Linked DNA regions of Homo sapiens: region 2 is linked to region 1. Evidence: read pairs that join two places in POLR2A ChIA-PET (ENCODE). Cell type or tissue: GM12878. All regions are shown on one strand. Links, peaks and the distances in the headings refer to the core of each region. The heading gives the core; the rest is flanking DNA.

What was found. ChIA-PET counts read pairs that join two places held together with the same protein. Peaks named below come from ENCODE experiments on the same cell type or tissue, not always from the same donor. Only the 100,000 strongest peaks of a DNase experiment are listed, where the experiment ranks them.
Region 2: POLR2A ChIA-PET joins it to region 1 with 5 read pairs; 3 of 35 experiments call an interaction of 5 or more read pairs at or near these places.

The regions. Positions count from the first base shown.
Region 1 is chr11:79,392,748-79,405,541 of GRCh38, forward strand. All of the region lies in intron 1 of TENM4 (teneurin transmembrane protein 4), which reads right to left. It overlaps MIR708 (microRNA 708), which reads right to left and starts at 9,362; the gene lies at 9,275-9,362. In GM12878, for the core only: a CTCF peak has its summit at 8,177; no DNase peak of the experiment used is centred there.
Region 2 is chr11:79,477,217-79,490,010 of GRCh38, forward strand. No RefSeq gene overlaps it. Among named protein-coding and RNA genes, the nearest start is that of TENM4, 43 kb to the left of the region's middle. In GM12878, for the core only: no CTCF peak of the experiment used is centred there; DNase peaks (open chromatin) are centred at 4,675 and 5,785; H3K27ac peaks cover 237 bases.

The sequences.
Region 1 (12,794 bases), core at 4,339-8,338:
TAAAGCATGACGTAGGGTTTAAGGTCTTCCTAAACATGTTTTCTTTCTTGGGCTGCTTCAGTCACCCATCCTGACCTTTGTCTCTCCCTTTCTCTCCGTTTGACCAAAATGACACATGAATTTCCCAGCATGTTAACATTCCGAAGGGACAGAGTGATCCACATACAGCAAGGGAGTGAAGACACAACTAAGAATTTAGTGAGAAATCCATTTTGGCTCCTATCTTGGACACCAAATATTGAGCACTATCAGGCCCTAGTGTCATTTCCCAAACCCCCCACAGTGCCTGATAACTCCCCTTTTCGTGCCTCTTCTGCACCCTCCAGGCTCCTAACCTCTTTTCCTTGTAGCTATTTTTCTGTCACGGTTTTCCCTTCTTTCCACTCTGAAATCCAGCTACAGTCAACTGAGTGCTTACTGTATGCCAGGTAGATTACTGGGTTTAGACCTCAAAACAGCCTTGTGGAATATAAGAGGAGTCTCAGAGATCCTCCTGTTAAAAAAGAAGAGGCTCCGAGATCAAGAAATTTGCCCAAAACTACATGACTGGCAGCTGGTGGAAGCGATATTCAAACTCAGCTCGTTGGGCAAGTTCCTAGACAGATATCTCTCTGGGTCTCCGTTTCCTCATCTTCACACTAAGTTAATCCTAGCACCTTCACAGGATGCTTTTAAAGACAAAATGGGACAACAGCAAAGCCATCCTTCAGTCCTCAGTGGCTGTCAGAGTGGCTTCTTATAGCCTAACAAGGGGCAAAAGCACACCTGCTGTTTCCCACTTCTGAAGTCTTAAACTGATGGGACTGCGTCAGCCCTCTGGTCAGCTCCTTTATTTTAACAATGGCAAATGAGATTGAAATGCAAAAAAGGCAGGCTGAGGAAACAGGGATTTCAGAAAGCTTGCCCAGAGGAGCAGAGGCGGGCACTCCACGATGCATATGGGCACCACTGAAGAGCCAAGTCTTACTGAAGGGACTCGGTGTGTTTCACAATTTGTGTCATACACAAATGTGAGGGTGTGTTCCAATAGGTGGTGCTGCCAGAGGATGCAGTGCGTGCTACAGTCAGCAGGAGTCTGGACTTTGCCCTGGGGCCATCGGAGACACGGGGGAGTGAGGAGCAGATGGCTGTCTGGCTCTGGCAGTGGGGGGTTGGAGGATGCATCAGAGTAAGAACAGGCCTGGAGGAAGAGGGTGACACTGAAGGAGGGAGGGGAGCAGACGAGAGGGGAGAAGAAGCCTTGGCAGGGGCCTCAGGCTTGTTCTCTGAAAGGAAGAAAGTGAGAATTGAACCCTGGCTCCCCGCAGCTTGGAATGAGGTACAGTGAATTCAACACCTCACCTGCGGAAATGCCCACAGACTCACTAAACCCTAGTTCTCTCAAAATTTGGCTTACACTCTCTGACATGTTCAGTAAAAGTCATTGTTTGCTACCCTTGAAGGTTCTCTCCAGAGCAAGGGTGAGCTTCTGAATGCAATTCAAGCCAACAAGTATTTACAGAGCACCTGGTTCTCCTCAAGCATCCTGTGAGCCCTGTGGGGATGTGAGGAGGGTGGCATGCCTACCCCCGCATCCCAGCAGCTCCCAAGGTCAGAAGCACAAGGGGAGAGAACAATATATGAGTTGGAAGTCCCAGCTTCAGGTCCTCCTCCTTCTGTCACTTCTACACTGTATAATTTTGAGCAAATCACTTTTTGAACCTCAGTTTCAGAATATATAATAGGGCTGATTATGCCAGCTACCCTTAGGGTTAGTGTGAGAATTTAATGCAATCATCACTGTCGCATGACCCATAAAACACCATATAGAGGTATTATTTTGTTTAACACTAATATGTGATAACGAACTACTGAGAGTTGAATCATGTTCCTCCAAAAGCTATATTGAAATCCTAATTTCTGGTACCTGTGGATACAACCTTATTTAGAAACAAGGTCTTTGTGAATGTAATCAAGATGTAAGTTAAGGTGTAGTCCTGATGGAATAGGGTAGGCCCTTCATCCAGTATGACTGATGTCCTTATAGGAAGAGGAGGAGACACAAGCAGGCACACAGAGTGGGGAAACCACCCTGTGAAGACATGAAGATATAGAGAGAAGATAGCCATGTGAGGGCGGAGGCAGAGACTGGACTTATCAGCTGCAAGCCAAGGAGCACCAAGGAGTGTCACAATCACCAGAAGCCAGGAACCAGACAGAGGCATGGAACAGATTCCACCCCTGGAGCCCCCAAGAAGGAGCCAACATTGCCAACACCTGGATTTCAGACTTCTAGCTTCCAGAACTGTGAGAAAATAAATTTCTGTTGTTTTAAACCATTCCATTTGTGGTACTTTGCAATGGCAGCTGTAGGAAGCTAATATGCCAATCAAGACAGGGAGAAGGTGCCCAAACAGATGAGCCAAGTGTTGCAACACAGAGAAAAAAACAACTAATTCCTCCCTGAATTCCTACATCTCCTGCCATCTCTTCACATCAGCTATTTTCCTTCCAGTCCCTTGCTGTCAGCAAGACGCCTCTGGAAATGATCTGTATAGGTACCAACCATCGTTATCTAAAATTGACACATCAGGTGATAGTTGAGTGCCTACTATATTCCAGGGCCAGGCATTGAGGATCCAGGGGTGAATCACACAGACTCCATTCCTAACTGCACAGAGTTCACAGTCTAGATGGAGGATACTTTGGACAAGAACTTGCCACCAGGAACACATTCCTGAAGAGGACCGGGCATACAGGGTGCTCTGAGGAAATGCAGCAAGAGGATAAAACATGACCCACTCAATCGGTCACCAGCTCCGTGTTGTTGTTGACAAATTCGCCCAAGTTCCAAAAGGCCACAGGCATCGGATTACTCAGCCCAGGGGCTTTCTATGGCTCCCAGAAGGTATAGCATCAGGTCCTACCTCTTGGATTTTACTCAGAATTCCCCTCAATCCTCTCTGGACATTTACTGCCCACTCCTCTTTTAGAAACACTTTCATACTCACTCCAATAACTGGATAACACAGGCCTTGGGGGGATTTTGAGTTTGAATCCTGGCTCTGCTTTATGGCCTTTAATATCCGTGAATATTTATCAGAGGCCTGTTCTGGAACTCTGTACTCAGGATACAGAGATAAGTAAGACATATTTGTCCCTGTTCTTGAGCAGCCAAAGAGCTAGTTGGAGCTCCTTGGCCTCAGTTTACTCATCTGTAAAATGGAGGCAATAATATTAGTCTTAGTTTATAGTTGGTAGGCATACCAAGTGTCTAGCTCTCAGCAGGTGTGCAACAAACATCAAGTCCTCATGCATTTATTTTCCTGGATGCACCTTTGCTCAGACCTTCCCCCTGCCTATGTTCTTCCCATCCATCTCTAGTACTTCATGGCCAACACATTTTTAAGACTCAGATGAAAGCTTGATCCTTCTGTAAGCTTTTCTTGACCAGCCTAATGGCTTCTTAGAATTCCAACCACTCCAACTGTATGAGTCTTAATATTCTCCCCCACTGTATGGTCCAATTAGGCATTTTTTAAATTTGTGTCTTACCCCATCCTAGCTTCTTATCTCTCATGGTTCTTTGTATCATGCTTTATATCTAGTTCTTGTTCAAGGAGTAGCTATAGATTGGTTTGCTAATTACTTTATTATTGCAAGTCCCAGAAAGTAGGAGGTAAAAATATCACACAAAATTGGGCCATTCAGGGTTCAGTCCCTCCTAAAAGTTGAGACAACAGGACCATTCTTAATAGAAGCCCTGTGATCCCCAGACCTAAATGGTCACTTCTGCCTTCCTGGCTCCCAAAGCAGCCCAACTGTTCATACCTTTGCAGGGACCCCTTCCACCCCAGGGCAAGGAAATGGCTGCCAAATTGCAGCCATAATTGGGAGGCCGGCAAAGGAATGGCTAGAGGCATAATAGCGCTCCAGCGGCCAAGCCAAAGCGTCCACTTCCCTTTCTTTTGTATGACGCATGCATGGTTCTCCCCTCTAACCTTCAGGCATGGTGGCCACTGGGTCTCCCAAGACCTCTCTCCTCTCTGGTTCACACTCCATAGGACCATTTAGTCTCTCAGGGGCAGAGAAAATAGAGTGGCTTGAATAGCTTTATGAGTCACAACCAAAGCCAAGAAAGACAGAATCAAATGAAAATACTGTCTGAGTCGGTTTGCCAAGGCAAAGGTTGAGGGAGCCTGGGCTGCTGTCATTGATACAAGGGACTCTGCCTTTCATTTCCTCTTTGAGTTTCTCCTGAGCACTGTGTCAAGGGGGCTTCAGAACCCAGTCAAGGACGCAGGTGCAGGGACTCTATAGGTCAGATGGCAGACCTCTGGGCCTCAGAAGAGGAAGTCACAGAATTTGGCTTGACGTGTTAGGGCAGAACACTCAAAGGGATGAGATTCAAGGAAAAGCAGGAGCTAAGAAGGAAAAGGCCATTCCAGCTAGTCATGGCTGAGGACAGAAAATTCATGGTAGCCCACTATGTACCAGGCAGTGTTCTCATTGATTTTTATACATCATTTTATTTCATCCTCAACATAGCCCCATAGTTATAGGTATTACTGTTATTAACATCCCCATTTTGTAAGTAAAGAAACTGAAGCCCAGGGGACTGAGTAACTGGAACAAAGCTGGAAAACCAGTAAGCCACAGAGTCAGGATTCTAACCCAGTTCTGAGTGACTCAAAGCCTGCCCCCTCCAACTATGTGCTACATGGCTACCCAGGAACCCCAAAGATGTGTCACTCCTGCTTCTTCTCCGGATACCATTTCCTGAGTTAACTGGCTATCTCCAAATTTTTGGCATCTGAATAATTCCTTTACAGGCCAGAGGTAACTGCCACTCATGGTCAAAAAGGAAGGATACCCCAGCAACCAGATACAGAATAAGAGTAAGTAGAGAATGCAAAGGGTTAGGAGGCTTTGTGAGCCAGGAAGGCAAAAGCCAGGAAGGGCACTCAGGTCTGGGGGATCACAGTACTTCTATTGGCAATGTTTCTCTTATCTCAGAATTTTTAGGGAGGGCTGGCTGCTGAGTGGCCCAAAACTTAGGGCAGTTTGTATGATTTTTCCCCCTCCTTTCTTCTGGGGCTTGTGAGCAATCAGCAAACCAGTCCACAGATACTGTCAAATAGAGGTTGCATGGTAGAAAGTTAGAAGGAAAACAGTCTGGAAATGCCAGCTCTGTCACCATGCAAGGCCCATTTATATGAGTTTTCTCATTAAATTTGTGTGACATCCTTGCACAAAAGACTATCATTCCCAGCGAGGAAAAATTAAGGTTCAGAAAGATTATTTTTTAAATGAATGAATTTACATATGTGTGCTTGTTTGTATTTATCCCAATTTGTGCAAGACAAATTATAAGGAATCCAGTGCAGACAGAAGGTAGAAAATGCAGCATCGGCCCAAGTTTGCTACACATTCTGTGCTTTACTTTTTTTTTCCTATGCTTTGCAACTCCCCACCTCATGTGTCCTTTAATCTAGGACAACCCCCAGCACCATGAGTTCAAAATAGAATCCAATAAGAAGAGGCTCAATTTACCTGTGAATCTTCAGGAGCAGCAGACAAGTAGGGGTGGGCGCATCTCACCTGGCTCAGTGGTCAGGTGCTTTTAACAGTCAGCAATGTTCATCCAGCCTTACCTCTCAGGGTCCTGAGAGAGAGCTGGGCTGTGGGCCACTGCAACTTACAAACTGCATGACCCTGGGCAGACCATCTAACCTCTCTATGCTTTGGTTTTCTCATCTATTCACATTATGGAAATACTAACAGTGGTAGCTCCTCTTCACTGAGTGCGGACAGGAATATAAACCACTTGTAATCAGAAACTGCTGCACAAACAAGTGGCTTAGTTTTAGTCCTACCTGGGTTAGGCTACTAAATAGTATGGACCCAATAGAACTTAACATGATCAGGGATGATCACAGAATATATTCAACTGTATTCAATAAATATATTTTGAGTACCTGGCCCTGTGATAGAAGATAGTCAGATGCTTTAAAAAAAAAAAAAAAAAAAAAAGAGTGCCACAGTGTGTTAGGTTCTAAACTGAGGAGATGGAAGACAGATAAGGTATGCTGGGGGCCCAAGTAGAGGCTGGTAGAGTGGACCTAGGGCAGATGGGAAAGCACTGCCTGCCCTCGAGGGGACACTGGAACTGAGGCTTGAAGAATAGGTAGGAATTGGCTAAGTGGACACAGTGAATGCATTCCAAGCAGAAGGAACAGCACAGCCGAGGCACAGAGGCCTGAGCAGGATGGTGTGCAGAGGGAAGTGTGCTAGGCCTGGCTGCCATGCTTCATTACAAAAGAACAGGATTTATTCAGCAGGGAGATGTCACTGTAACTACCCTGTATCATGACTTTCCATAGGCAGAAACATAAAGACAGCCCCAGATCTCACCCACCCAAATGATTCCCAGCATTTTTTGTGCCATTTCTCACTCTGATTAGCGAGCAATTTCCTGAAGGCAAGCCAGTCCACCAGGCACAGAATATGAGTTCCAACTCTTTCAATGAGCAGAAATCTACTGGTTCCATATTCTTCTCTGGGGAAGGAGAATCAGCTGAAATGAGTAGTTGTTTCCCATATTTACATGGGTATTTTCTTCTTATTTGAAATGCTTATGGACAAGGACTAATCTGTTAGGAAGGCAGAGAAAGATTGTGGTCCCTGCTACCATAGCCAAGGAAGAAGAACTGGGGAGTGGGAGAGCAATAAGTTTTTATCAGAAAAATTTAAAACTGATTGTTTGGAATTTGAGAGGAGACCCTAAAATTAGAGAGGAACTTGGAGGCGATCTTGTCCAAGATGCTACTCAAAGCAAGGCTCCCTTATAATACAGCCTGGCTAATTAACAGGCATCGAGTCTTGCTTGAATACATTTGTTTATTAATTTGATAACTTGATGGATCTTAGTTCTGGTGGAAACACATACATTCACATCAAAAAAAAAGAGAGAAACAGAAACATGTGGAATCTTGGAAACAGACGTAGAGTCAAATTTGGCTCCTCTACTTACACAGATTGAATTACTATGACCTTAGGCAAGATATTCAAACCCTCTGAGTTCCTTCTCTGTAAAGAATGGGTTATAAAACCTTCCTTGTCGGTGTTGTTGTGCGGATTAAGTGGAATCATGTATATAAAGTGCCCAGCAGAGTTGGCTGGCACACAACCAACACTCAATAAATGGTAATTATTATTATCTCTTTAGCCCAAACTCCCACCCAAGGCAGAAATCCTTCTTTAAACAACCCTGACAAACCAGAGAGCTATCAAGTCTCTGCTAGAATAAATATTTGTTGATTGATTTGGTAATCAGTTGATTCTAAATACCTGGGAGACACATAAACACACACCACACACACACACACACACACACACACACACACACACACACACACACCCTCCAGGATTATTTCTCCAAGTCTTGTGTGAGGGAGATGCTTTATCAACAAGACCATATCCCCATATCCATCCTGTTGGGTGATATTCAATGGTTAAATTTGCAGCCTGGAGCCAGAATCCAGTCACTGCAACTTTCTGCTCCATGGTCCGCTTCCTTAACCATTTTTTTTTTTTTTAACCACACAGACTCCTTTGAAGACCTTCCCAGACAATGCACATACCTGGAACAAATTGCCTACAACTTCAGGAGTGTCACAGACTTTGTGAAGGGCTTTGTGCCTTCGGGGCTAAACTCCTCTATGCTGGCACATCCCCAAACAAGGCTCTGAAATTGCAAACACTGCTCCTTTCTCCTGACAGGCATCTCTCTTGCCCTCTCCTCCCTGTGCTCTTCCTGGAACTTCAGAAGAGGGATGCAGTGCTGGACTTAAGCTCTGCAATCAGTGCAAATTCCAGTTTCCCCATCTAATGCATCTTTAAGCCTCAGTTTCCTTGCTTACAAAATGGCAATTGTAATAGTGCCTGTGTCACAGAGCTGCTGTGAGGGCTGAGGGGACAGTGCGTGTTGATGCATAGCACAGTGCCTGCACAGAGGAAACACACAATTGAAGTTTGCAATTGTCACTTCTATTCTTATGTTATCTGTTCCCTTGCTCTCCTCCTCCCACAGACATTGCAGTTTGCCATCGTTCCACTTTAAAAGAAGCTCCAGAAGGTACACTCAGCTCCAGAGAACTGGAGATAGCCCTGCATGCCATGACCTAGGTGTCAGGCAGGGGGCACTCTGCCCAAGTCAGACTTGGGACAGCAGGTGGCATATGCCAGACTTGGCCCTGAGAAGCTCTGATTGGGATTTATAAGGCCTATGATTACTAAAAAACAGAAAAATTCAAACTACCGAGTGAAAAATCAGTGGTACAGTAGATTCAAAAGCTTAATAAACAAAGGATCTTGGGGACAGGAAATAATACAAGGGATCCATGGAGGTATAACATTTGAGAATTCTGGTGTCCTTCACCTTTTTGTTTTCCTGCCTCCTTCCCTCCCTCTCTTCCTTTAAAGAACAAGCATGTATTGAGCAGTTATGTATGCAAGCCTTGTGCTAGGCACTGGAAATGAGAGATGAATAACCATGATTCCTGCCCTCTCGGAGCTCACAGACTAATGGAAGAGCCGATTTACAGAAAGAACACAGTGCAACAAGTTCCCCAACAGGGTAAGCACACGTGCTGAGGCTGTCTAACCCCGGAGCCTCAGACTCTTTGAGATGCAAAGGAATAAACAATAATTCCCAGAAAAGGTGACACTCAAATGGAGACCTGTCAATCATTTTTATTAGGCATTTTTGCTGGTTACAAAAGTAATAAATACTTTTTGCAGGAGATTTGGAAAGCACAAGGGTGTCAGAAAAAGAAAACGTCAATCATTATTTTACCATTAGAGGCAACCACTAATACATTCTGAAGCATTTCTCTTTCCATCTATGTACTTAACATCAATGAGTTCATCATGTCTATACATTTGATAGGCTCCCCAGTTTACTTAACATTGAAACATAAGCACTTTTCCATCAAGCTCAGTCCAAATGAGTGACCCCTGGATCTTTGATCTGGGGGACCAAGTCCAGGAGCCTGGAAGCCAGGGCTGGCCCAGAGGAGATATGACAAGCTGGGTTTTGGTGAGCAGGTTGAGTTGGCAGTGCTGTGGAGCATTCCACCCGGGGAGGAACACTGAAGATGCTGGAGAGCTGGGTGTGGCACTCAGGAGACAATTCAGGCCTAGAGGGTCCTCAGGTGGTGGTTGACGCCATGGGGATGGATGAGATCCCTCAGGGAGGGTGTGCAGGGTGAGAAGAGAGATGACTAGGGTAAGGTCCCTGCCCTCTAGAAGCTCACAGTCTAGTTGTGTTCATGTGCAAGTCATTTACCCCCAGCTAGATTGTAAGCTCCTTGAGGGCAGTTACCATTTCACACACAGCAGTCCCTCGCCAACCATGGGGGTTAGGTTTCTGAAAACCCCTGGGGCAGGAGAAGTCAGGCTTCAGGAATTTAGGACCTTATTGGGGAAAAAATAGGGTTAGGGGAATGAAGTCACCAGTGAACTTGTAAAATTATTATATTTTTACATAATGAGAAATGACAATGACAACATATTCAAAACACTGAATATCAGTGACACAAATTATCAACATATTCTTCAATTAACAACATTTTACAACTTATTTTCATGTACCATCTATCCCTTTAGTAGAGCTTGCCCCTTCACAGCTACAACAATATGCTTGTAAATTCACTTTTGCATTGCTGGAAAAAATACACTTGCTAAGAGTCCTTTTCTTATGTGTGGTTTCCCATCCAATTATTCAATGCATTTTGGTTTTTATAACTCCAGGCTACTGACACCTGTCTCTTGGTCCCACCCACAAGTGCAAGCACACACCTACATCCTAACAGGTAGGAGTGTGTTTCTGAGGTCTGATCCACCCCCTCCCACTCTCCTCTCTTCCCCAATTTTACTACAAACACCTCTCCTCTGCAGCCATTTCACCTACTTCCCTCTTCCCCAACCTCTGGGCAGATTTCATCAGTTCCCCCATAGGAATGAGCAAAGACTCCTGACCTTGGGATTCTCCAAGGCTTCTGACAAAGTATGCAAACATGAAGTTGTCAATATTAGAATTTGGTGTCTTTCTTTGGTAGACACTAGCATATCATTCACTCACTAGCTCATAGTAGGTACTCAATAAATTCTTGTTGAACTGAGCAATTTCCAAAGTAAAGGATGTGGACTTTTTTTTCTCTTTCCCCATTCACTGCTCCAAATGAATATTAAACCTTCACACAACATAAATATTGAAATATTTGTAGGCACATTTTATTTTCCCTTCTGGCAGGTCATGATGACAAGAGGCAGCTAATAGATGCAATCTATCTGCATTCACGAAGGCAGTTTTGAGTTCCACATGACATGCTGTCAATAGAGTCAAAAGATATGGCCCTTTAGTGAAGGAATTCTCCATATTTTCCAGCTCAGACCACTTGGATAAAGGAAAACACCTACTAACCAACGATTCTCCCATGCACATTTATGACAAAAAGGTTGTCGCCATGACTAAATGGGAGGACTAGCACTGTTTTTCATGAGATATCAACAAAACCATGTCTTTTAAATGAAACAATAATCAGTTACATTTATACAGCACTTTACATTTTACAAATGCTTTCAGGTACATTTTTATCTCACTTTTTCTTCACAGCAACTCTGCGAGGTAGTCAGAGAAGGCACTGATAGTTCCATTTTGCAGATGAAGAAACTGAGGCTTACTCTAAGGAAGGGACCAAAAGGGGCAACTCACTAGTCAAATTTGATACCCTTTCCATCTCCCATCACTGTTCTGTTGCCAGTTGGGTTACAATGAAAAACACAAAACTAAATTGCAATGCTGTTCCACTGTCATGTAATTGCCAGTGCCCAAGAGGTAGCCCACCCCTCGACACTCACATTCTCCCATTCCTCCCACCCCCAGTTGTCTTCCCTCAACCACTATCCACTCCACAAGTCAGTACCCAGACTGGCACATGAAGAATCTGAGTCAGTACCAGAAATGGCATTCAGCACTTCATGCATAGAAGCAAAGCTATGAGGCCAAAAAATCCGGGGGGTTGAGGGGGGTGGTGGGGGTGGTTCACCAGTCTTATCTCATTTAATCCTCTGCAAAATACTCACAATGATCACCCTTTCAAAGATGCAGAAACTGAGGCTCATCATGTGTATTAGCTTGGCCATGGTCACATGCCCAGAGAATGACAGTCAGCATTTGAACCCAGCTTCAGTTCCTGGACAGCAGGGCAGTCCCAAGAAAGCACTTCACTGGCTCAGAGCCACATGTGTTCCATTTCAGCCTCCCAGCTCAGAAGGACCTTGACCCTCCGCTGAAGCTGCTGCCCTCATGGCAAAGCTTCTTACAAAGGGTCCTCATCTGGACTAAAGCTGGATCACCTGACATAATAATTAAGCCCCAAACAGCCCCAAATCCTTTGTGGAAAAGAAAATCTGCTTTTTAAATGAATTCACACAGACATTTTGGTTTCAATTGCAAAGAACCTAAAATTTCCAAACAAGGAAGTGGGGATTCAGTCCACTTATTCATTTCACAGGATCTTTAACCAAATGGCAAAGGGGAAAAAGCTCAATGAGCACAACTAAGAAAACATAAGGGTTAAATTTTATGTGTGGCTGCAGAGAAATTTAAAAGCCAAGTTGCAGAGAGAGAAAGTAGACTAGAGGCTGCCAGGGGATTGGGGAAGGGGAAATGGGGAGTGACTGCTGAATAGGTACAGTTTCCTTTTGCTGTGATGCAATGTCTTGGACCTACATAGAGGCGATGGTTGCACAACACTGTGAATGTTTTAAACACCACTAAATTGTACACTTTAGAATGACTAGTGGTTAACTTTATGTTCTGTGAATTTTACCTCATTTTTTTTAGAAAAAGACAATAAAAAGAATGTTGCGTGTGCTGAGCAAGGAGTCTGACAGATAAAAGATGCCTCAGGAAGTGTTTATATGCACAAATGATTGGAACATACCCACCTGCTCAACATTAAGATAAGAGTTAGTTATGAAATCCCAAGACAAAATACTGTATATCTATTCAAAATGATATATATGGGGAATTGTAGAGCCGTAGAGAAATGTTTATGGTACAATAGAAGACAGCGGGGGGTGGGGGAATAGTAGACAAAATAGTAGACAAAGAGGACCAGATGAAGCTTGTCCTCTTGTTCCTGAACCTGTGGATATGGAAACTCCTAGCACAGGGAGTGTGCAGCACCAGAGAAGACTGTGTGCACATGTGCATTTGTTGACTTATGTCACTCTGCATGCCTGCGTGTGTTTATGCAACAGGCAGAGGGGAGGAACTTCAGAATTACATTTTTTACAGCTTGACTCTTTGGTTTAGTAAATTGTTATGCCTTTCAAATTCACTAGTAGTAATAATGAGGAAAACAATAACAACAATAACATTATTATTATTATTAACATTATTATTATGCAGGTACTATTTCTTCCGAGGCTTATGAGCTAGGCACCCTCATAAGTGTCTCTCATGCATCATCTCACTTACTGCTCACAGCAACCCATGAGAAAGGAACTCTTCCCAATTTTCAGTGGGGGAAACTGAGGATCACAAAGTTAAGGACTTCTCCAAGGTCTCACATTAGTCAAGACAGAAACAGGATTTTAATTAGGTCTGATTGATGCTCGTCATTTGACAGGAAAGGGAGAGCATAGTCAACATTTAGAATTGTAGAAGAAGGCTTAGAATGTAAAAAAAAAAAAAAAAGACATTTTTTGAAAGACACATAATCACTTTAGCTAGAAATAACAAC
Region 2 (12,794 bases), core at 3,088-7,087, 83 kb after region 1:
CCTACCACACAGGGTATTGGAAGGATCTTCTCTGAAAGTCTAGTTTATCTGACTCATTCCAAGAAGACCCAAAGGGACTGACATTGGGTGTTCCCAGCACTGGCTTGGTTGGCTCTTCTGCAGTGACATTCACTGTGATAAGCCCCACCTACAAGCTCAACCAGCTTCTCATCCCCAGTTCTTAAATATGGGCAGATATCTGAAGAGAGCCACTAGCATGGAAGACAGAGACCAAAACAGAGAAAGGAGACTTGGGGAAGATGGAATCCATGTAGGGAGTAGGACAGTGAAAAGAAAAACTTTCAGGGAAATTATACCCATTAGAAGGATTGGAAGATGAGGTTGAGATCTCTTATTAAACCAAAATACAAAACAAAACCAAGGAAGTGAAAAGTATGAGAAAAAAGATAAGTAAGTGAGAAGACTGATGTAGGAGATTCTATATCTAAATAATAGGAGTTCCGGAAAGGAAAACAGAAAATGAGTAAAGAAATCATTAATAAAATAATTCAAAAATGTTTCCAGAATTGAATGGTATGAGTTCCGAGATGTAAGGGCCCACTGAGTGCCTAGAATAGTGGATAAAAATACACCCACCCAAGACACATCATTGTGAGATTTCACAACTCTGGGGACAAAGAAAAGAGTTTAGAAGTTTCCAGAGAGGAGTAAGCTCAGACAAGAGCTGAGGAATCTGAAAGTCTTCCAGTTGCTCAGTGGTAACACTAGAAACTGAGACAGAGGAGTAATACTTTAAAAATTCTGAAGAAATGACTTCCAACTCAGAATTCTATGAGTGAGGTGGGATAAAAACATTTTGAGATATTCAAGGCTTCAAAAATTTTTACCTCTCATATACCTTGTTTCAGAAAGCTTTTGGAGAATGTCTTCCCCCGCAAACAAGGAAGTAAACCATGAAAAAGCAAATGATGTGAAACTGGTAATATGGAATTGACTGATTGATTGATTGATTGATTTTGAGACAGTCTCACTCTGTTGCCCAGGCTGGAGTGCAGTAGTACGATCTCGGTTCACTGCAACCTCTATCTCCCGGGCTCAAGAAATCCTCCCACCTCAGTAGCTGGGACCACAGACATGTGCCACTGCACCTGGCTAATTTTTTTTTTTGTATTTTTGGTAGAGATGGGGTTTCACCATGTTGCCCAGGGCTGGTCTCAAACTCCTGAGCTCAAGCGATCTGCCCACCTCAGTCTCCCAAAGTGCTGGGATTATAGGCGAGAGCCACTGTGCCCGCCCAATATGGGATTTAATACAGGAGAGAGGAGAAGCCAAGGCCAGGTAGGCAGGTATGCTTTAGGCATGGAGGGCGTCAGTCCAGATGGAGATGGTCAGAAGGTTCCAGAGGGAGTCTGGACCCTGCTGTCAGCTCTCCAGGCCAGGGGGCTAAAGGAGACTTCTCTCCACCAGTAGAAGAGTCTACAGCTGCTTTTGTTGCCAAAGATATAGATTGCCTAGATTCTAGACAATCTTGTTTTTATTGATCTGACTCAGTATCCCCTTCAGCATTCTAGATCCCTGAATTCCCTAGCTAGGGAGTAGCTAGAGGCTGCTTCATGAGCTCTCAGCCATGTGTGGACAGCTCACTGGGGACTGTGATATTGCTGCTTGGGGCTGAGGTTTCCACAGGCTCATTCACCTACTTGCCTATCTCTTATCCTGAGGTAGCGCCTCTTTGGCCAACACACACTGGACTGGGAGCTCTCCATTCCTCAGGATTCTCCTCCACAGACAGTCTTCCCCCAGTGCTACTCTGCAGTGCTCAGGCCTCTTCCTTCATTCCACTAACCCAGGGTGAGCGGGTGAGTGGGGACAGTGTAGCCCACGAGGTTTCATGCCAGAATCTCTTGGCGTAGAACATCACTGCCTTTTGATGTTGAGATCCTCTTTCTGCTGGCTCCAAAACCAGAAACCAAGACCTGAAGATAAGGCTAAGTGGGGGAAATAAAGAGATTCAGCCTGTTGTTGCCTGGCTATCCATTTACCCTTTGCCTTCCTCCACAACAAAACAAAACAAAAAAACCCCTTGAACACTCAAGAGCAAGAGTGACATTTATCATAGTAGTCATGAATCTACTCTAATTTGAAGAGTAAATCGTTAGCAACATCAAGCAGATGGTGTTATAAGCTAGTATAAGTAAAAATTACACACACGTCACTACTGATGGTGACATACCAATGTAAATGGCAGACAATCACAGGTTTTTGGAGGAGGCCAAACATCTCTCTTTCTTTAATCCTTTCTTCCATGGTCTTTCCAGAAAGACACCCATCACTTGGAGAGAGGGTGGGGATTGTAGAGTGATATTCAAAACTGCTAGTGGAAGTCAGTTTCAAGGAACATTCATTGCCCATCTATTATGCACCAGACATTGAACTGCTTTAAAATACTCCATGTGATTAAGTCACGGAAATGGGGACACGTGAAATTATTATCATCAATTATAGCAATGGATATATGTGCATTATGGGAGACTCCCTCAGTCATCCTCTTTTTTGCATCTATAAAGTGGGGGTGACATTTTCCATCCCAGCCAACTCTATGAGGTAGAAGAGCCTCTAACTCTGAATGAACTCTAAAGTTTAGTCTCACAAGTGTTGCTGCTGAAATTACTCTTTCTGGAACAGAAGTTTACAGGTTTTAAAACATCTCAAATTCATTATGTGTTTTCATCCTCTCAGCATTCCAAGGAAGTAGGCTGGAATTAGAACTTTTCTAGCAGTTTTTGGCAATACCATCAGAAAGGGGAAAGTACAATGTCGTCCTAATGTCATTAGCACTTTGAATCACCCAGGCAGGCATGTGTTGAGGCTTTCCAGTGTGAATGTTCTCATTGAAACAGTGTTCTGTATTTTGATACTAAAACACGAGCAGGCCTGGTCTGCTCTGTTTGGCAGAGTACGAGCTCCCTACAAATGACTGTGCCTTTCTCAGTTCAGGTTTAGCACCTGGGAAAGAAGAAGAACTCTGGAAGTGTTCATTGACTGACTGACTGAGTGAATGGATGGGTGGATGGATGGATGGATGAATGAATAAATGGGGGAAGGCACAGGAAATTAGACTAATGGGTAGAAGAAAACTGAGATCACAAAGATCTGGGACTAAGATCCTTAAAATGTGATGAATATAAGATAAGAAGTTCCCAACATAAAAACTAAAACTGTAAACTGAGAAAAGAATAGATTAAAATATATATGAAATTTAAAAATGTGAACATATGTTGTATTTAATTAAGATCAACAATAAGCAAATGAGAAGCTTGTGTCTATGTTGACGTTTCAATTCTCACCATGATTTTTGATTAGGTTATATTTATTTATGATTTTTGGCACATTAAAGGGCTTTTTTAAAAAAAAAAAAGAGAAGAAATCCTGAGAATCAGCTTTGAAAGTAAAACAATAAACACAAACACAATTTTCCACTTTACTAAATTTAAATGATATCCTTCTTAATCAACTAAAGAGAAATCAACTGTTATTAATTAAATGCTCAATCATGGAATGACAACTAGCATGATCAACAGAGACTCATCTCCTACACCACTGGTAGCTAACAAGCCTTTTTATGTGATTGACATTAGCAACCATACAGCAAACAAAAGGAATGTCCAGTAAGGCCTGGAGGCTAAAAGTGATTGTGCTCTGGATTGTTGGTAGACGATTAACTAAAGATACACACACACACACACACACACACACCCCAGGTAAAGCCTTTTATAAACTATATATTTTTTATCTATTAAATAGCAACACATATAATTCAACTTTATGGGCAGTAAGAAGTCACTCGTTTAACATAGTCATTGGCCTGGCAATAACTATGTGCCAGGCAGTAGGTGTGGTGTATGTAATGACTATGTGCCAGGCAATAGGTGTGGTGTACGTATTGACTAGGTGCCAGGCAATATTTATATGTAATAACTATGTGCTAGACAATACGTATATGTAATAATTATGTGCCAGGGAACAACTATGTGCCAGGCAATACATATATGTAATAACTATGGGCCAGGCAATATGTATATGTAACAACTATGTGCCAGGCAATATACATATGTAATAACTATGAGCCAGCAATACATATATGTAATAACTATGTGCCAGGCAACAACTGTATGTCAGGTAGTATGCATATGAAATAACTGTGTGCCAGGCAATATGCTTGATGCTGGGGATACAAAAGCAGACAAACTCTAAACTGAAAGTGCTCACAGTCAAGAAGTGAAAACAGACCTGGAAATCAAAGGAAAACAACTTGGTTTGATGTAAAAACAAGAAGAACAAAAAGTGGGGCAGCCCAGAGGAGGAAGGGAGAAATTGACTTTCTTAGATATAAATTCTTGTTTTTTAAAAAAACTCCTTTGAACCTGGTGCTCCATGGGTCATGTCTACTTCACACTGTAGCCAGAGAGCTCTTTCCCAAATGAGAATTTGTGATCATGTTGCTCTTCTCCTTAAAAAGCTCCAGTGCTAATGTCCATCTCTTTGACTAGACTCTCAGTTTCAGGAAGGCAGAGACTGGGTTTGTTTTGCTTGCTGCTTAACACTTCACATTAATCATGAGTTCCATGCAAAGTAGGTACTTAAGTTTATTTGTTGAATGAGTGAACTGGAGACACCAAAACATGATCATAAAGTTTCAAGAAGTTTTCTTCCTTCTCTTTCTACGTCAGTGTGTTCTGGTGGTTAGGGTTTGTAGGAGCTTCCCATGCAGAACAGTGTAGGGTTAAGAGCATGAACTTTGGACCCCATGAGATACAATTCCAAATCTTGACTTCCCCTTTTCCTGTCTGTATGACCTTGAACAAATGATTGAAACTCTCTTAACTTTAGTTTCCCCATCTACAAAACACGAGTAATAACAATAATGATATCTGCATGACAGGATAGCTATGAGGATTATACATTTACAGGAGATGCCTGGCAGACTCCCCTAGGTGTATTAAGTGTTCAGCAAACGTGGACATTATTTTTGAAATTCTCCCCTAAGCAAAAAATCAAATTCCCAAGCTTTTACCATTGCTCAAAACGCTGGGGGTTTTCCTTTGGGACAAGCTTCCAGGGTGCTCATTTCTGAGTCTCAGAAGAGCCTCCAGAGCGGGCAGAATCTGGAGGAACTCAAGGAGAATTCAGTGTCTCCCACTTGGCCACTCAGTATGTTCATCAGATTCGTCCCCAAAAGACTCAGGATTATTTCCAAATTTCAATTGAAAAAGCTAAAGACTTTTCCCCATTGAGAAGTCCAGAACCAATGTTGTTTTGTGGACAACCTGGGGGTGGAGGACAGAAGGGAGTACTTTCAAGAAGGAAGCTCTCCTGATCACTGGTTAAAAGGGGCTGCCTCTTTAACTTAACCTTGTGTCCACCTTAGAAAAGCTAATTTTGTTTGTTTTGTCTGTTTGTTCTTATAGTACATTTCTGCAGGGGAAAAAAATAATGGCAACAAAGGGTGCTGGAAGGTTGGATAAGTGGAAAAGACTCAATCTTTTTGGTATTTGACATCTGATATTTGCATATTTCGTTTTAGGAGTCAGATTTAGATAAGTGGATATATACAAATCACCAAGGGACAGCACAAGGAATACCCACACTTACCCCAGTTTAAAACAGGGTCTCTGTCGAGGTCTCTAATGAGATTTCAATAGTCTGATTTTATAATTTTGAAGCAGTCTTGTAATTAGACATTGTCTGTATGTGGGTGGCATGCTGGAAAGGAAGTGAGAAGGGAGCTGGGAGGCCCAGATTCTAGTTCTTTGTCTGCCTTCCTGTGGTGCTGTCTTTGGGTACATGAGTTCCTCTTTCTATACGTTAGTTGAATCATATTTGTAAATAATGACATCCTTGGTATCTTTTTCACTATGAAGGATCTACTTTTCACTGTTTTCCCCACAGGACCCAATTTTTTGTAAGACTTCGTCTACTGAACAAATAAGAATGGGAAGCCTATTAATAATGGGCTTGTGCAAGCTATACTAGAGGCAGGCAAAGTATCTAGGAGGCAAATTATCAAATTAGCCACTGGAGAGCAATTCTGTCCCAACAGCAGGGATATTCCTGATAATAATTTGAATTGTATTAACTACAATCATTTATTGGAAGCTTACTGTGTGCTAGACACTCTATATACATTATCTAACTTAACCCTTACCACAAAGAAGGAGGAAGGTGCCATTATTTCTGCATTTTACAGATCAGGAAACTGAGAACAGGGGAGGTGCAGTAGCTTGTCTAAGGTCACATAGCTAGTAAAGGTCCGACGAGCTACTCAATTCAGGTCTGTGTGATTCCACAGCTCAAACCCTTAATCACTAGAGTCAACTGCCTCTCAATTCCAATAGAATAATGTCATCTGTTTAGGGCTTACATTAAAAAATCAGGAAATATGTATAAAATTGCATAGAGCATCGTTGCCCTCAAGACTTCCCTAAAGCTATATAGCGTGGCAAGACGTTTACATTAAAAAATTGAGACCAAATAGAGAAAAAGCATCATCAGGCCTGCTCTGGGGCACATCTCGTTGGCAGAAAGATAGGCAGAATTGCTGCCCTATTTCAAATCTTTATATTACGTATCATTTTTCTTTTTCACTTTCTCCATTTTTTCCTCCTCCTTTCCTTTATTGAATGATTTTAGTTAAAATTACTTATATTAGTTTTGCATTGCTGCCATAACAAATTATCACCAATTTAATGGCTTCAAACAATAGCAATTTATTATCTTACAGTTTTGGAGGTCAAAAGTCTAAAAGAGGTCTCATTGGGCTAAAACAAGGTGTTGGCAGGGCTGTTCCAGGGGAGAGTCCATTTCCTTGTGTTTACCACCTTGTAGGAGTTGCCTATATTCTGTAGCTCTGGGTCCCCTCCACCTTCAAGGGCAGCAAGTCGCCTGCTCAGACCTCTGTTTCCACTTCACATCTCCACTGACTCTCCTCTTTCACTTATTACACCTTTTGTGATTAAGTCAGGCCCACCTGGATAAACCCGGATAAAATGTCCCATCTCCATAGCCTCGATTGAATCACACTTGCAAAGTTGCTTTTGCCATAAAAGGCAACATATTCACAGGTATGGGTATTAGGACATAGACATCTTTGGGGGCCCTTTTCTGCCTACCACACTGCTTAAGTTAAATGCATGCATACTGAGAGGCCATGGTATTAAAAATATGTTCCATGTAAAAGCTCCCAAGTGCTTCTACCCTTGTGTTCCCGGAGGGCAGAATCCCAGGACATTTAGTCATTGGATCCCTAGTACCCAACACAGTGTTTACAGTAGGTGCTCAGTAAATGTTTGTTGCATAAAGAAATAAATGAGGCCGGGTGCTGTGGCTCACGCCTGTAATCCTAGCATTTTGGGAGGCTGAGGTGGGCAGATTACCTGAGGTCAGGAGTTCGAGACCAGCCTGGCCAATGTGGTGAAACCCTGTCTCTATGAAAAATACAAAAATTAGCCGGGTGCGGTGGCGAATGCCTGTAGTCCCAGGTACTTGGGAGGCTGAGGCAGGAGAACCTCTTGAACCTGGGAGGCAGAGGTTGCAGTGAGCCGAGATCGGCCACCGCACTCCAGCCTGGGCAACACAGCGAGACTCTGTCTCAAAAAATAAAATAATAATAAAAAAAGAATGAATGAACTAACACCTTTTTTCTCTTTTTTTATTTGATATGGACTTTCTTTTCTTTCAAGAAATTTCAAAACTACAGTGAATAATATAACAAGTGCCTGTTGATGCACCATCCAACACTGACTATTTTTAACACTGTGGTTTATATACACCTTCTTTCTTTAGAAAATGAAATACTTCTTGTGAGATTATGTTAAAATTTTGCTGAATGAGCCATTTTTGACTCTGCTCTGCTCAGTTTTGGGTTGTTTTGTAACAGAGGTTAACAAAGGACTCTTCATGTCTTTGTTTCTGCTAAAACATTTTGAGAAAGGGTGTCCAATACTCCCAGTTATCAAGTAAGGTATAAGACCAATAGGGCTGATTGGTCAGACATACTGTTCACAGACCCCTGCCTTTAAAAGAATTGCAGTGGTCTAGGAAAATTTGGAGGGGATTCTTGAGGGAGCCATCAGTGAGCTTTGGGCTCCAGCTTTGCCCCCAGAGATAGGTGATGTCCTTCCCTCATTGTGCCTAGGGACAAGGCTTCCATGAGCCCACTCAGAGAACTCCATATGTCTCTGCGGTGCTTGGGCACACTTTACTCTGATGTTCAACTCACATCTGAGAAATCTAAAGGGCAAGAGATTGTGGCTGGCTACTGAGCAGACAGGAGCAAAGAGACAGTGCTGGACCAAGGGGCCACCTGCCTTCTCAGAATTTCTCAGCACCAGGTATATGGGCTACCTGAGAAAGAGAGCAGGGTGGTCCCACGTACTGACAATGAGGGGCACCACGAGGAGCTAGGGACAAGCAGAAGGAAGCAAAAGATGACACCTAGGGACTGAGAAAAGAGTCCTAAATGATCAGCCAGGGGAGGGGTCTTTGTCTGGCTTAAGAGAATCGTGGGTGACCCTTCCTAGCACTGAGGGCTCAGAAGCAGCCAAGAATGTGCCCTCTGAGAGGCTGGCCAGCCGGGATGTGCCTTCAGAGCCTGCAAGAGTACCAGTCAGGCAAGAACTGTGCTGCCCCTCCCTCTCCTCCCTTCAGCTGCAACCAGAACACCACCTTTCAAATGCAGAGGGCCACCAGGGAGCAGGCTCAAGCCAGGGGATGGAGAAGCTTTCACTTTAAATGGATTTGGACACTGTAACAATTACATGGGGCGCTTTATGCTGATTACTGAACTGAGCCTTTTTTGGTGGGGAAAGTGACTGGAGGACTTTTTGCTACCCGATGGAACTTGCCTTACATTTTATCCGAGGGGACAGGGTAGACCTAGCCATACAGAGCACACTGAATAGAGCTGTTTTTGGATCACACCCCAGACATCCTGCTCGGACAATGTAATGATGATGATTGTGCATTTTGAGTCTCAGAACGGAGTCTTCCTTATCCCCAAGTTCTTACAGGTATCCAAACTTCCTCCCCCGTGTGTTCCCTCAGCATCCCCAGAAGTAATCTGGATTTTCTTGGTTTTCTTCCTTATAGTGTCTGCAGCTTAAGAACAGTTCCCCTCCAGTCTTTGGTCTTTGATCTCACTGCCTTTGCTTTCACTTTGTCTAAAGGGCCATCAAAGGTGTGAGCATCTGCAAGCTAACTGGGAGGGGCTTAGTCATGTAGGGAAATGACATCTCCTGGCTGGATACTGGTGACTTTGGGAATGCGCTCGTCATTCATGAGCTTTCAAAACAGCAGTGTCTGGGAACTTGCCTGAAAGCTGTCCTCGTGGCCTTTTCAAATAAGCTGAAGATGAAAGGGCCTAAATACTTGAAGGAAAATAAAAGTGGGCTCACTCTCTTCTCCAGGGGCAAAGTCTCTCTCTCTCTGAGGCACAGTGGATGTGCCTTTGGTTGGAGAAGTCAGGGAATCTCAGTGAGTGAGGAACAAGAGGAAACTATTTGAGGTGCTGAGTCAGATTATTGAAATTAACAAGGCCTGAAGAGGTTATGACTAGATCAAGGTCACACGGCTGGTAAGAGCCACAGCCAGTACTGAAATCCAGGTCTGCCTGGTGGCAAAGTCTGCAGCCTTGCCACTACAACCTGTTCCCTTCTGTCACAGGACTTGGAGGGAACTTCCAAAATAATCACCCCAATCCTTTCTTTAAGTGAGCGAGGAAACAGAGCTCAGGAAGGATAAGTGCTTTTCCCAAGGCTGTACACAAAGTCATTGGCAAGGTCTAGAAACTAGGTCTGCCTGTTCTCAGGGTGGTGCTACCCTTACTCCTGCGTGCCAGGATGAAGCCACATCTCTCCTCAGAGGAGGTGGGAGGAACAAGTGAATTTTAATGCTATGTGCTCCCCTACTCTATCCTCTCACATAATGTCAGTTTGGATTGTCTTATAGCTATAGACACCTACATGGGCACCCTGACTATAATCTCATCCTCCACTGTGTAGTCAGATTGCTTTCTTTTTTTCCCTCCCTCCTTCTTTCTTTTCCTTCCTTTCTTTATATTTGCATTGGGTTTTATATTAAATAATCACTCCAATATAGGAGGCAGGATAGGATAGTGAAAAGAATGTGGATTTTGCAGTCAATGATAATACATAATAATAGTAACAGCCAACACATACCATATGGCAGGCACTGTTCTAAGAGTTTTATATACTGCGATAGACTGAATTGTGTCCCTGCAAAATTTATATGTTGAAGCCCTAATCCCTAATGTGATGACACTTGGAGATGGGTCCCCTGGGAGATAATTAGGGTTAGATGAGGTCATGAGGGTAGGCATTGATGATGAAATTAGTGGCTTTATAAGAAGAAGAAGAAAGAAAGAGGGCTTCCCCTCCACCATGTGAGGCACAGTAAGAAGGTGGCCTTCTGCAAGCCAGGAAGAGGAACCTCACCAGTAATTGAATCTGCAAGCACCTTGATCTTGATCTTCCAGCTTTCAGAACTGTGAGATATAAACGTCTATTGTTTAAGCCACCCAGTCTATGGTATTTTGTTATGGTAGTCCAGGCTGACTGCTGACTAATACACATATAGAAACTCATTTAGTCTTCTAACAACAGTATAAGGCAGGCACAGGTATTGTCTCCCTTCAGCAGGTGAAGAAACTGAGGCTTAGAGAAGTGCTGTGCTAGGTACTTAGATGGCCACTAGGAATATGAAGATTAATGCTTTGGGTTCCAGGAAATAATCCAGTCCAGTGAGTTCAATTCAGCTTGGCCTTTAGGGCTGTACCCTGGTGCCCCAAAACAGGACTATATCCATTGGCAGAACATGTTTTGCTTGCTTAACAATTGGCCTCAATCATGTAAAGCCATGCTTTAATGCCACTTTGGGAAACTCTACTTCTAGAAGTTTCCTCAATCATCAAGAAACATCTTTCCTGAGAAGGGACAGAAAGAGGCCTGACTTCCATTCTTTTGTGATCTTTGGCAAGTTACTTGACCTTTCTGAGTTTCAGTTTTCTCATTTGTGCAATGGGTATAATAACGACGATTTCATAAAATTAATGTGAGGATTTGATAAAATTGAGATGTGAAAAATGCCAGCTATGCCACAAATACCTTAAAGAGATTCTGGCAGCCACCAAGGACCAGCCCTCTCCCCATGGAACCATGACTTAGCCAAGTGGGGGAGAGCAATCTAACCCTTGCTCCAAAATCTCTAGGTAAGCTACATTTCACAACTTCCCGGAGGAGGACCGTCTGTTGGCCCAGACCCAGCTCCCAGGCGCTTTCCCAACACTGCCTGCTGACTTTAACCTCATTTCCCATCCTGGAATAATTAAAAGAATTGTAAATGTGTTATGTATGGATTGACTTACATACATTCCTTATTCCTTAAAATCATTCCTTATTCCACAAAAAGAACTGAGGGGTCTCCATTTGCATGGCGAGGACCCTCTACTGAAGAGAATTCACATCACTGTATCCTTTAATTCTCACATCTTTATTTCACTTATACAGAGACTGGGGATCAGAGAGGTTGTGTGACTTGCCCAGGTCACTCAGTTAGAAAATGCCACAGCTGGAAATTTGAAACTGGCTGATTGGGACACCAACTTGTTTTTTCTTCTAGTACTCCCGTCTTAAGGGAGCAACAAATCTTCAGTCTCAAAAATGAGGAGGATAATATAGTAGCCATCTCGCTACCTCTCCCACCAGCATGATCAATAGCATCGGCTGCTGATGAAGGACAGGCCAACAAAAACGCTAACAGAACGACCCTCACATCCCCTGTTCGTGGGCTTCTTATGCTGCTCCTCAAAGGGAGGGAGTGCTATCAGCGGCCTGCTATGGAGAATACAGTCAGACCCTGTAAAACTTTCAAGCCTCTGTCCCATGTCTCAGAAACATTAGGTCCTTGGCATGCCTGGGTCACCAAGCTTAACTGTTGCATCATCTAATTTTATAGTTTCTTAATTTATGTTTTATATAATTTTTCCTCATGATTCCAAGATAAGGTGGATTTTTGACGTGCTTTTAAGATATCTATGTAAAAGCTTTTTTTTTTTTTTAAAAAAAAACTTTTTGGTTCAGGGTACATGTGCAGGCTTGTTATGTAGGTAAACTATGTCACAGTGGTTTGGTGTATAGATTATTTTGTTACCCAGGTAGTAAGCATATTATCCCATAGGTAGTTTTTCAGTCCTCAACCTCCTCCCTCCCTCCACCCTCAAGTAGGCCCCAGTGCCTGGGGTTCCCTTCCTTGTGTCCATGTGGACTCAATATTTAGCTCCTGCTTATAAGTGAGAACATTAGATATTTGGTTTTCTGGTTCCTGTGTTAGTTCATAAAAGCTTTCTCTTTTTTTTTTTTTGCTACTTACATTTTATTTTTGCCTCAATTTTCCTGGGTATCTATAGAAAAAGTTTCTTTTTTATTTTCAAATTTTAAAATGTATATAAATCCCTCTGGTATTTACATTTTCATATTTCAAAATTTCTAAAATACAAATAAAATAAAAAAGAAACCAACGTTACATTAGAACTATCTTAAGAAAAGATGGATAAAGCCAGATGTTGGAACATGGTGGCTTATAAAGTAATCTTTAATAAGTTTTTTAAAAGTATACATAAATCATAGTCATTTGGTAGAGTTCTTAATTAATACCTGGTGGCACAGAGCTTGAGATTGGGCAGGTGCCACATAAATGTAGTATTTAATTCTAGATTGTTCCTATTATATGGCTGTGCAAACTGAGGTCTATGAAAATTA